2 separate regions of the Homo sapiens genome follow, and region 2 is linked to region 1. A link is an interaction called in ENCODE POLR2A ChIA-PET data of the cell type or tissue named here. Cell type or tissue: PC-3. All regions are shown on one strand. Each heading gives the region's core, and the rest is flanking DNA. Links, peaks and the distances in the headings are about the cores only. Region 1 overlaps SAR1B (secretion associated Ras related GTPase 1B). Region 2 overlaps SEC24A (SEC24 homolog A, COPII component).

Region 1 (4,388 bases), core at 389-4,388:
TCAGCCTGGATATTTGTATTCTAGGACAGTTACTACACCCATTTCACCATAGCATTACCATGCTTTGCATCCCAAAGTTATTAGTGCATTGATTCTACAATCATACTCTGATGTCATATTTGCCTCTTTAGACTATTAGGTCCCTTATTTTCTCCCAATAGTACTTTTTGGGTATTTGTATTTTGTCATCTTATGTGTATTTTTTTTTTTTACAGGACCCCTGAGAACTAATGTGTATTTTTTATTTTTATTTTATTTTTTTGAGGCAGGGTCTCACTGTCACCAAGTGCATGCTATCACATCTGGCTAATTTTTGTATTTTTTATAGAAATGGGGTTTTTCCACGTTGCCAAGGCTGGTCACAAACTAAATATGTATTTTTTTTCTTTTTTTTTTGAGACGGAGTCTTGCTCTGTCACCCCGGCTGGAGTGCAGTGCAGTGGCACGATCTCGGCTCACTGCAACCTCTGCCTCCCAGGTTTGAGCGATTCTCCTGCCTCAGCCTCCTGAGTAGCTGGGATTATAGGCATGCACCACCATGCCCGGCTAATTTTGTATTTTTAGTAGAGATGGGGTTTCTCCATGTTGGTCAGGCTGGTCTCGAACTCCCGAACTCAGGTGATCTGCCCGCCTCGGCCTCCCAAAGTGCTGGGATTACAGGCGTGAGCCACTGCTCCCGGCCCTTAATGTGTGGTTTTATTTATTTATTTATTTATTTATTTATTTATTTATTTATTTTTTGGGATGGAGTCTCGCTCTGTCGCCCAGGCTGGAGTGCAGTGGCGCAATCTCGGCTCACTGCAAGCTCTGCCTCCTGGTTTCACGCCATTCTCCTGCCTCAGCCTCCCGAGCAGCTGGGACTACAGGCGTCCACTACCACGCCCGGCTAATTTTTCTGTATTTTTGGTAGAGACGGGGTTTCACCGTGTTAGTCAGGATGGTCTCGATCTCCTGACCTCGTGATCCGCCCGCCTCGGCCTCCCAAAGTGCTGGGATTACAGGCGTGAGCCACCACGCCCGGCCGGTTTTAAAAAGTAAATGAGCCAGGCATAGTGGCCTATGCCTGTAGCCCCCAGGTACTCAGGAGGTTGAGGTGGGAGGATTGCTTGAGTCCCCGAGATTGAGGTTGCAGTGAGCAGAGACGGCGCTCCCTGGGTGAGAGGGAGACTCTGTCAAAAAAATAAAAAGTGGCGGGGCGCGGTGGCTCACGCCTGTAATCCCAACACTTTGGGAGGCCAAGGAGGGCGGATTACGAGGTCAGGAGATCGAGACCATCCTGGCTAACATGGTGAAACCCCGTCGCTACTAAAAATATAAAAAATTAGCCAGGCGTGGTGGCAGGCTCCTGTAGTCCCAGCTACTCGGGAGGCTGAGGCAGGAGAATGGCGTGAACCTGGGAGGTGGAGCTTACAGTGAGAGGAGATCGCGCCAGTGCACTCCATCCTGGGCGACAGGCGAGACTCTGTCTCAAAAAAAAAAGTAAATGGTTTTGTGTAATTACTCATGTAAATCAGTTTTAAATATTAAATGCCATATAAGCTTTTTAAAATTTGCTTTTAAAATTTTTCTATAATAGCTTTTTTGAGATATAGTTGATATACCATAAAATCGACCTTTTAAAATTGTACATTAAGTGTTTTTAGTATAGTCACATTGTTGTGTAAACATCACCACTATCTAATTCCAGAACATGTGATCATCCCAAGAAGAAACCCAGTACCCATTAGCAATCATTCCCCATTTTTCCTTCCTTCAGTCTGACAACCACTAATATACTTACTCTATGGATTTATCTATCCAGGATATTTCATTTAAATGAGCCATCCATGTAGTTTAATGGAACAAGGCTTTAAGAAGTTACTTGTAATCTGAGATTCTGTTCCATTACATCCTTTGCACTGGTTTTCATGTTACTTGAGTAGATCACTTTTCTAATCTGCAGAGAGACTTTTCCTGTTTGGTATTGGTGCAATAAATAAATCTGCTGACGTGTGTATGTTTCCTTGTTCTTGACCTTTGCTCTTCACATGTCTTAATAGTGTGTTCATGGTGTTGTGTAACCTGTTTTCTGGGCTCAGGTATCTGTTTGCAGCTAAGTAACTTTTATTCTTAGTTGGGCATTTTTACTTCTACTTAAAATAACAATAAAAAAACAGTTAATTCTGTTTCTAATTACTCCTAGTTTGTTTTAAGGTTCCTAGAAACCACATTTTTTTTTTTTTTTTTTTTTTTTTTTTTTTTGAGGCAGAGTCTTGCTCTGTGGCCCAGGCTGTGGTGCAGTGGCTCGATCTCGGCTCAGTGCAACCTCTGCCTCCTGGGTTCAAGTGATTCCCCTGCCTCAGCCTCCTGGGTAGCTGGGATTACAGGTGTGCACCACCACACCCAGCTAATTTTTGTATTTTTAGTAGAGATGGGGTTTTGCCACGTTGGCCAGGCTGATCTTGAACTCCTGACCTCAGGTGATCCACCCGCCTCAGCCTCCCAAAGTCCTGGGATTACAGGTGTGAGCCATTGTGCCTGGCTGAAACCACAATTTTAAAGAAATATATATATTATTATCTTCCAAAGCAGAGTTTGTGTCTTCTTAGATTATCTCTCTTGGGACAAATTTTACAACAGCAAATTGGTACCATCCTTATGCAAAAAATCCTTTTTCTGTCAAGGCTTTTCACCATTCTTTAGCTCTCACCTACCAACAATCATCTTCAGTGAGGACTTTGCCACTTGATTCACAGTCTGTATCAGTGCCCTCCAGTCTTCCAGGTGATTACACTGCCTGTCAATGTGGACAGTGTACCCTCTAGCCTGGCTTCCAGTATCTGTCACCTCCATTTTTCTTTATCGTCCATGCCAGAGCCAGGCCTTGGAGTTTGCCACCACCCAACCCTGAACTTCTCTTGAATTCTTGAACCCCCTATATTCTCTTCCACTTTGCTGGCACAATTCTGGCACTCCTTTCACCTCTCTCACCCTTTTCTGTTTTTGGCTTAGAGACTTTTTCTACCCTATTTTCCCAATTCTGTTCTGTTGAGAAGCCTGCCTTTGATCACCGCTCCATCTCTGTATACTACCTTTCTTTACCTTTGTCCACTCAACTTGAACTTCTGATCAGATCCCTACAGCCCTCTCACTAGTACTCTCAAAATCCTGTTCCCCTTGTCCTTTTTCATTTCTATTCTGGATGTTCCTAATCTCTAGTCACTCCATGTTGAGCACTGCTGGTGGAGGGTGGAAGGTTGGAAATCAGCACAGATTGGCACTGCTGTGAATGTTTGAGTTTCAATTCCAACTGAGTCCTTGGCTTTTTTTGGCAGTCTTTTAACTTGATTCATTCCCCATAGTAGCTATTGTAATGCTTGCTCTGCTCCTCAAAAATTCTCTATACCCTTTCACTTTTGGAGTCAGATTCCCACCACCTCCACAAATTTTCTGGCCATCTTTCCTCCTAATCTTAGACAAGAGACATAGGCTGTCAGTCCAAGCTCCTCTTGGGACTTTGTCCCTTTTGGTTAATTCCTTTCTTCCCTATTACTTCTTCCATCCCACTATCTCCTTCTCTTTAGTTTATCATCATACTCAAGCCTCACCCTTTTTGAGAAGGAAATTTCACTTCCAGGCCTGGGGTGGCTCACGCCTGTAATCCCAGCACTTTTGGAGGCTGAGGCAGGCGAATCACTTGAGGTCAGGAGTTGGAGACCAGCCTGGCCAATACGGTGAAGCCCAGTCTCTACTAAAAATATAAAAATTAGTCAGGCATGGCAGTGCCTGCCTGTAATCCCAGCTACTCGAGAGGCTGAGGCAGAAGGATCGCTTGAACCTGGGAGGAGAAGCTTTCAGTGAGCTGAGATCGAGCCATTGCACTCTAGCCTGGGCGACAGAGCAAGACTCTGTCTCAAAAAAAAAAAAAAAAAAAACTCACTTCCCTTATCCCATTTCCAACATTTTTTTAAACGATTTTAGTTTTTTACCATTTGAAATTTTTTGAAATAGGAATCTCTCCTCACTGCCTCACCTATTAACCTCTTATCCCATTTACTGTCACCCTGGCTGGAGTGCAGTGGTGCGATCTCGGTTCATTACAATCTCTACCTCCGAGGCTCAAGCAATCGTCCCACCTCAGCCTCCTGAGTAGCTGGTACTGCAGGTGTGCACCACCATGCAGGAGTACAGTGGCACAATCTCCACTCACTGCAACCTCCACTTCTTGGGTTCAAGTAATTCTCCTGCCTCAGCCTCCTGAGTAGCTGGGATTACAGGGGCCCATGACCACACCCGGTTAATTTCTGTATTTTTAGTAGAGTTGGGGTTTCACCATGTTGGCCAGGCTGGTCTCAAACTTCTGACCTCAGATGATCCACCCACCTCAGCTTCCCAAAGTGTGTAACTCT
Region 2 (4,396 bases), core at 323-4,322, 97 kb before region 1:
GTCAAATTTCTTCATTCATTCATTTATTCACTTGTTGCTGTATATGCAACAGGAATTCATAATATGATAATGCAGATTCTGTTCTGTCTTCTATCATGTTTTGAAGGAAGTTTGCTTTCATTGGACTCTCATCCCTTAGGAATAAAAGGCAAAAAAATTTAGATAAAATGTAGCAGTAAAATAGACTTGTCAGAAGGCTTTTGATTTCCTCATAACCCTAATAACATTTACTATATAAACAGTTACTTCTAGAGGCTTTCTCTGAGAATACTTGGTTGATTATGTAAATTTCAAGTTGTTTAAGGGAAAAGCTTATGGTGGAATTAAGAGAAATAGTTGATCCAGAAATTCCATTTCTGAATATATATCCAAAGGAATTGAAATCAGTATATCAAAGAGATGTCTGCACTTCCATGATCACTGCAGCATTAATCACAATAGCCACGATATGGAAATAACTGAATGGATTTTTCAAATGTGGTATATATATACAATGGAATTCTACCGAGCCTTTTTTTTTTTTTTGAGATGGAGTTTTACTCTTGTTGCCCAGGCTGGAGTGCAATGGCACGATCCTGGCTCACCACAACCTCCACCTCCTGGGTTCAAGCTATTCTCCTGCCTCAGCCTCCCGAGTAGCTGGGATTACAGGCATGTGCCACCATGCCAGGCTAATTTTGTATTTTTAGTAGAGACGGGGTTTCTCCATGTTGGTCAGGCTGGTCTCGAACTCCCAACCTCAGGTGATCTGCCCGCCTCGACCTCTCAAAGTGCTGGGATTACAGGCATGAGCCACCGCGCCCGGCGACTTCAGCCTTTAAAAAACAGGAAATTCTGTCATTTGTGACATTATGCTGAGTGAAATAAACCAGGCACAGAGAGACAAACACCACACGATCTTACTTATGTGTGGAACCTAAAAAAGTTGAACTCATATAAGTAGAAAGTAGAATTATGGTTATTAGAGGCTAGGAGGCAGGAAGTGGCTATGGAGAAGGAAAGAAGAAATGTTAGTCAAAGGGTACAAAATTTCAGTTAGGATGAATGGATTCTGGTGATCTATTACACAGTATGATGACTATGGTTAATAATGATGTATTGTATATTTTAAAATAGGCAAAATAATGGATTTTAAATGTTCTCACCACAAGGAAACAATAATTGGCTGAGAAGATGAATATGTTAATTAGCCGAATTTGATCATTCCACAATGTATACATGTATCAATAAATTAGTGTACCCCATAAATATATACACTTATTATTAGTCAATTAAAAATGAAAAAAGTTCTGTATTTCCAATCATTGGATATAAGGTATGATTTACTGCTATTTATTGAGAAGAACTCTTTTTCTTTCTTCTTTTTTTTTGCTATACTCTTGTCAGGTCCTGGCAAGGCCAAACAAATTGTTTTACTACTAGCAAATGGAAAATTCAACTTACCTTATTACATAAAGTATTGGGAAAAATGGTCTCTGCTCTCTAAGCCAAGAGATGAAAGCTATTATTCTGGCAGATTCTGGTGTATCAAGTTCTGGAAGGTCTGTCTGTTAACCAAAACCAACAATATCCAATTACTTTAATTACATATCTAATGTATGGTCTATGGTACTTTTCAAATTTTTATTTTTTTAATTACATTTTTTTTCTTTTTTGAGACAAGGCCTCTGTTGACAGGCTGGAGTGCAGTGGCATAATCATGGCTCACTGCAGTCTCAACCTCCAGGCTCCGGTGATCCTCCCACCATAGCCTTCTGAATAGTTGGGACTACAGATGCGTGCCACCATGCCTGGCTAATTTTTATATTTCTTGTAGAGATGGGTTTTGCCATGTTGCCCAGGCTGATTTCGAACTCCTGGGCTCAGGCGATACACCTGCCTCGGCCTCCCGAAGTGCTGGGATTACAGGAGTGAGCCACAGTGCCCGGTCTACTTCTCAAATTTAACTTATTTTTTGAGACAAGGTCTTGCTCTGTTGCCCAGGCTGAAGTGCACTGGTGTGATCATGGCTCACTGTAACCTCCACTGCCTCCTGAGGCTCAAGTGATTCTCTCACCTCAGCCCCACCAAGTAGCTGGAATAAGAGGCGTGTGCCACCTGCCAGGTAATTTTTGTATTTTTAGTAGAGACGAGTATCTCACCACGTTGCTCAGGCTGGTCTTGAACTCCTGGGCTTAAGCAATCTGCCCACCTCGGCCTCCCAAAGTTCTGGGATAACAGGTGTGAGCCACCATGCCTGGTCTTGAATTTTAACATGTATATGAATCACCTGATCATCTTCTTGAACTACAGATAATGATTTAGGAGGTCTGGGGCAGGGTTGTGGTCCTGAGATTTTGCTTTCCTAAAAAATTCCTGCAGTGATGCCAGTGCAACTTGACTTGGGAACACAATTTTCTACGAATATTCTAGAACAGGAGTAGGCAAACTTCTTAAAGGCCCATATAGTAAGTACTTTAGGCTTGCAGATCATTTGGTCTCTGCTGCAACTACTTAACTTTGCCATTGTTTTTTATTTTTTGAGACAGAGTTTCGCTCTTGTTGCCCAGGCTGGAGTGCAATGGCGTGATATTGGCTCACTGCAACCTCTGCCTCCCAGATTCAAGCGATTCGCCTGCCAGAGATTCTCCTGCCTCAGCCTCCAGAGTAGCTGGGAGAGTAGTTGGGATTACAGGTGTGCGCCACCACACCCGGCTAATTTTGTATTTTTAGTAGAGATGGGGGTTTCTCCATGTTGGCCAGGCTGGTCTCGAACTCCTGACCTCAGGTCATTCGCCCACCTCGCCTTGAGACGGGGGTTTCTCCATGTTGGGCAGGCTGGTCTTGAACTCCCGACCTCAGGTGATTCGCCAGCCTCGGCCTCCCAAAGCGCTGAGATTACAGGTGTGAGCCACCACGCCCGGGCAACCTTGCCATTGTTACACCAAAGTAGCCATAAACAATACATAAGTGAACAGGCATGGATGTTCCAATAAAACCTTATTTACAAAAACAAGTAGCAGGTACCCCTTGGGCATAGTTTCTAAGCCCTCATCTAAAAAAACCTCTTAGTTCTTCCCTTCATTTTAGCATGACGTCAAGAATTAATTGATTCGTTCAGTTATTATTAAAAATATAACAATTTCTTACTCATTACCTAAAACGCTTAGTCATCCAGCCCAGTAGTTCTGTTTAAGGCCTGAAAGCCAGTGCTTATCCTAGCTATAATCCTGACACAGCAGTCTTTTATTTATTTATTTTTTGAGACAGGTTCTTGCTCTGTTGCCCAGGCGGGAGTGCAGCAGCATAATCACTGCTCACTTCAGCCTCAACCTCCCAGGTCCTAGCACTCCTCCCATTTCAGCCTCGTAAGTAGCTAAGACCACAGTTGTGTGCCACCATGCCCAGCTATTTTAAAAATGTTCTGTAGTTATGGGGTCTCACTATGTTGCTTAGGGTGGTCTCAAACTCCAGGGCTCAAGTGATCCTCCCACCTCAGCCTCCCAAGGTGCTGGGACTACCAGTGTGAGCCACCACGCCTGGCATATCTATCTTTTTTTTTTTTTTTTTTTTGAGATGGAGTCTCACTCTGTTGCCAGGCTGGAGTGCAGTGGTACAATCTTGGCTCACTGCAATGTCCACCTCCTGGGTTCAAGCGATTCTCCTGCCTCAATCTCCTGAGTAGCTGGGACTACAGGTGTGCGCCACCACGCCCAACTAATTTTTGTATTTTTAGTAGAGAAGGGGGTTCACCATGTTGGCCAGGATGGTCTCGATCTCTTGACCTCGTGATCAGCCCGCCCTGGCCTCCCAAAGTGCTGGGATTACAGTGTGAGCCGCTGTGGCTGGCATATCTGCCTTTTAAATATATAAATTCCCTAATGATTCTATGAGTGGAGTCATAGAATCCATCAACATGAAAACCCATCAATAAAAATTTTTGGTATGATTTTGTTATTATTTTCTGATATCAAAATAGGGGATATTCATGTTTTTGCCAACTTTGAAATGCCCTTTATAATCACTATAATAAAAGAGTCTTACCATAGGCTGTGGAATTGATGCATAGTTTTGAACTCCTAGAACTTGGCTGAGAAAATTCTGTGTACAATTTTTTCCAACCCAAAGCATCAGTACCTAGGGACAGGAATAAAATTATTTTGAGATGCAGCATACATAAAGGTGAGTCTGTTGAGTGAGTACATTTTATTTTTATTTTATATATATATTTGTGAGATAGGGTCTCACTCTGTCACCCAGGCTGGAGTGCAGTGGTGTAATCTCGGCTCACTGCAACCTCCGACTCCTGGGTTCAAGCGATTTCCCACCTCAGCCTCCAGAGTAGCTGGGACTACAGGCGTGTGCCACCATGCCCAGCTAATTTTTGTATTTTTAGTAGAGATGGGGTTTCACCATA

What was found. ChIA-PET counts read pairs that join two places held together with the same protein. Peaks named below come from ENCODE experiments on the same cell type or tissue, not always from the same donor. Only the 100,000 strongest peaks of a DNase experiment are listed, where the experiment ranks them.
Region 2: POLR2A ChIA-PET joins it to region 1 with 5 read pairs; 11 of 35 experiments call an interaction of 5 or more read pairs at or near these places.

The regions. Positions count from the first base shown.
Region 1 is chr5:134,624,152-134,628,539 of GRCh38, reverse strand. The region is part of intron 1 of SAR1B (secretion associated Ras related GTPase 1B); the gene reads left to right. Among named protein-coding and RNA genes, the nearest start is that of SAR1B, 6.5 kb to the left of the region's middle. RefSeq lists a cis regulatory region at 2,011-2,024 and an enhancer at 1,946-2,090. In PC-3, for the core only: no CTCF peak of the experiment used is centred there; a DNase peak (open chromatin) is centred at 2,009; H3K27ac peaks cover 543 bases.
Region 2 is chr5:134,720,718-134,725,113 of GRCh38, reverse strand. SEC24A (SEC24 homolog A, COPII component) reads right to left here. Exons shown (of 23, transcript NM_021982.3): 21 at 4,024-4,116; 22 at 1,444-1,547; 23 at 1-134. The coding sequence ends at 20. Among named protein-coding and RNA genes, the nearest start is that of CAMLG, 16 kb to the left of the region's middle. In PC-3, for the core only: no CTCF peak of the experiment used is centred there; no DNase peak of the experiment used is centred there.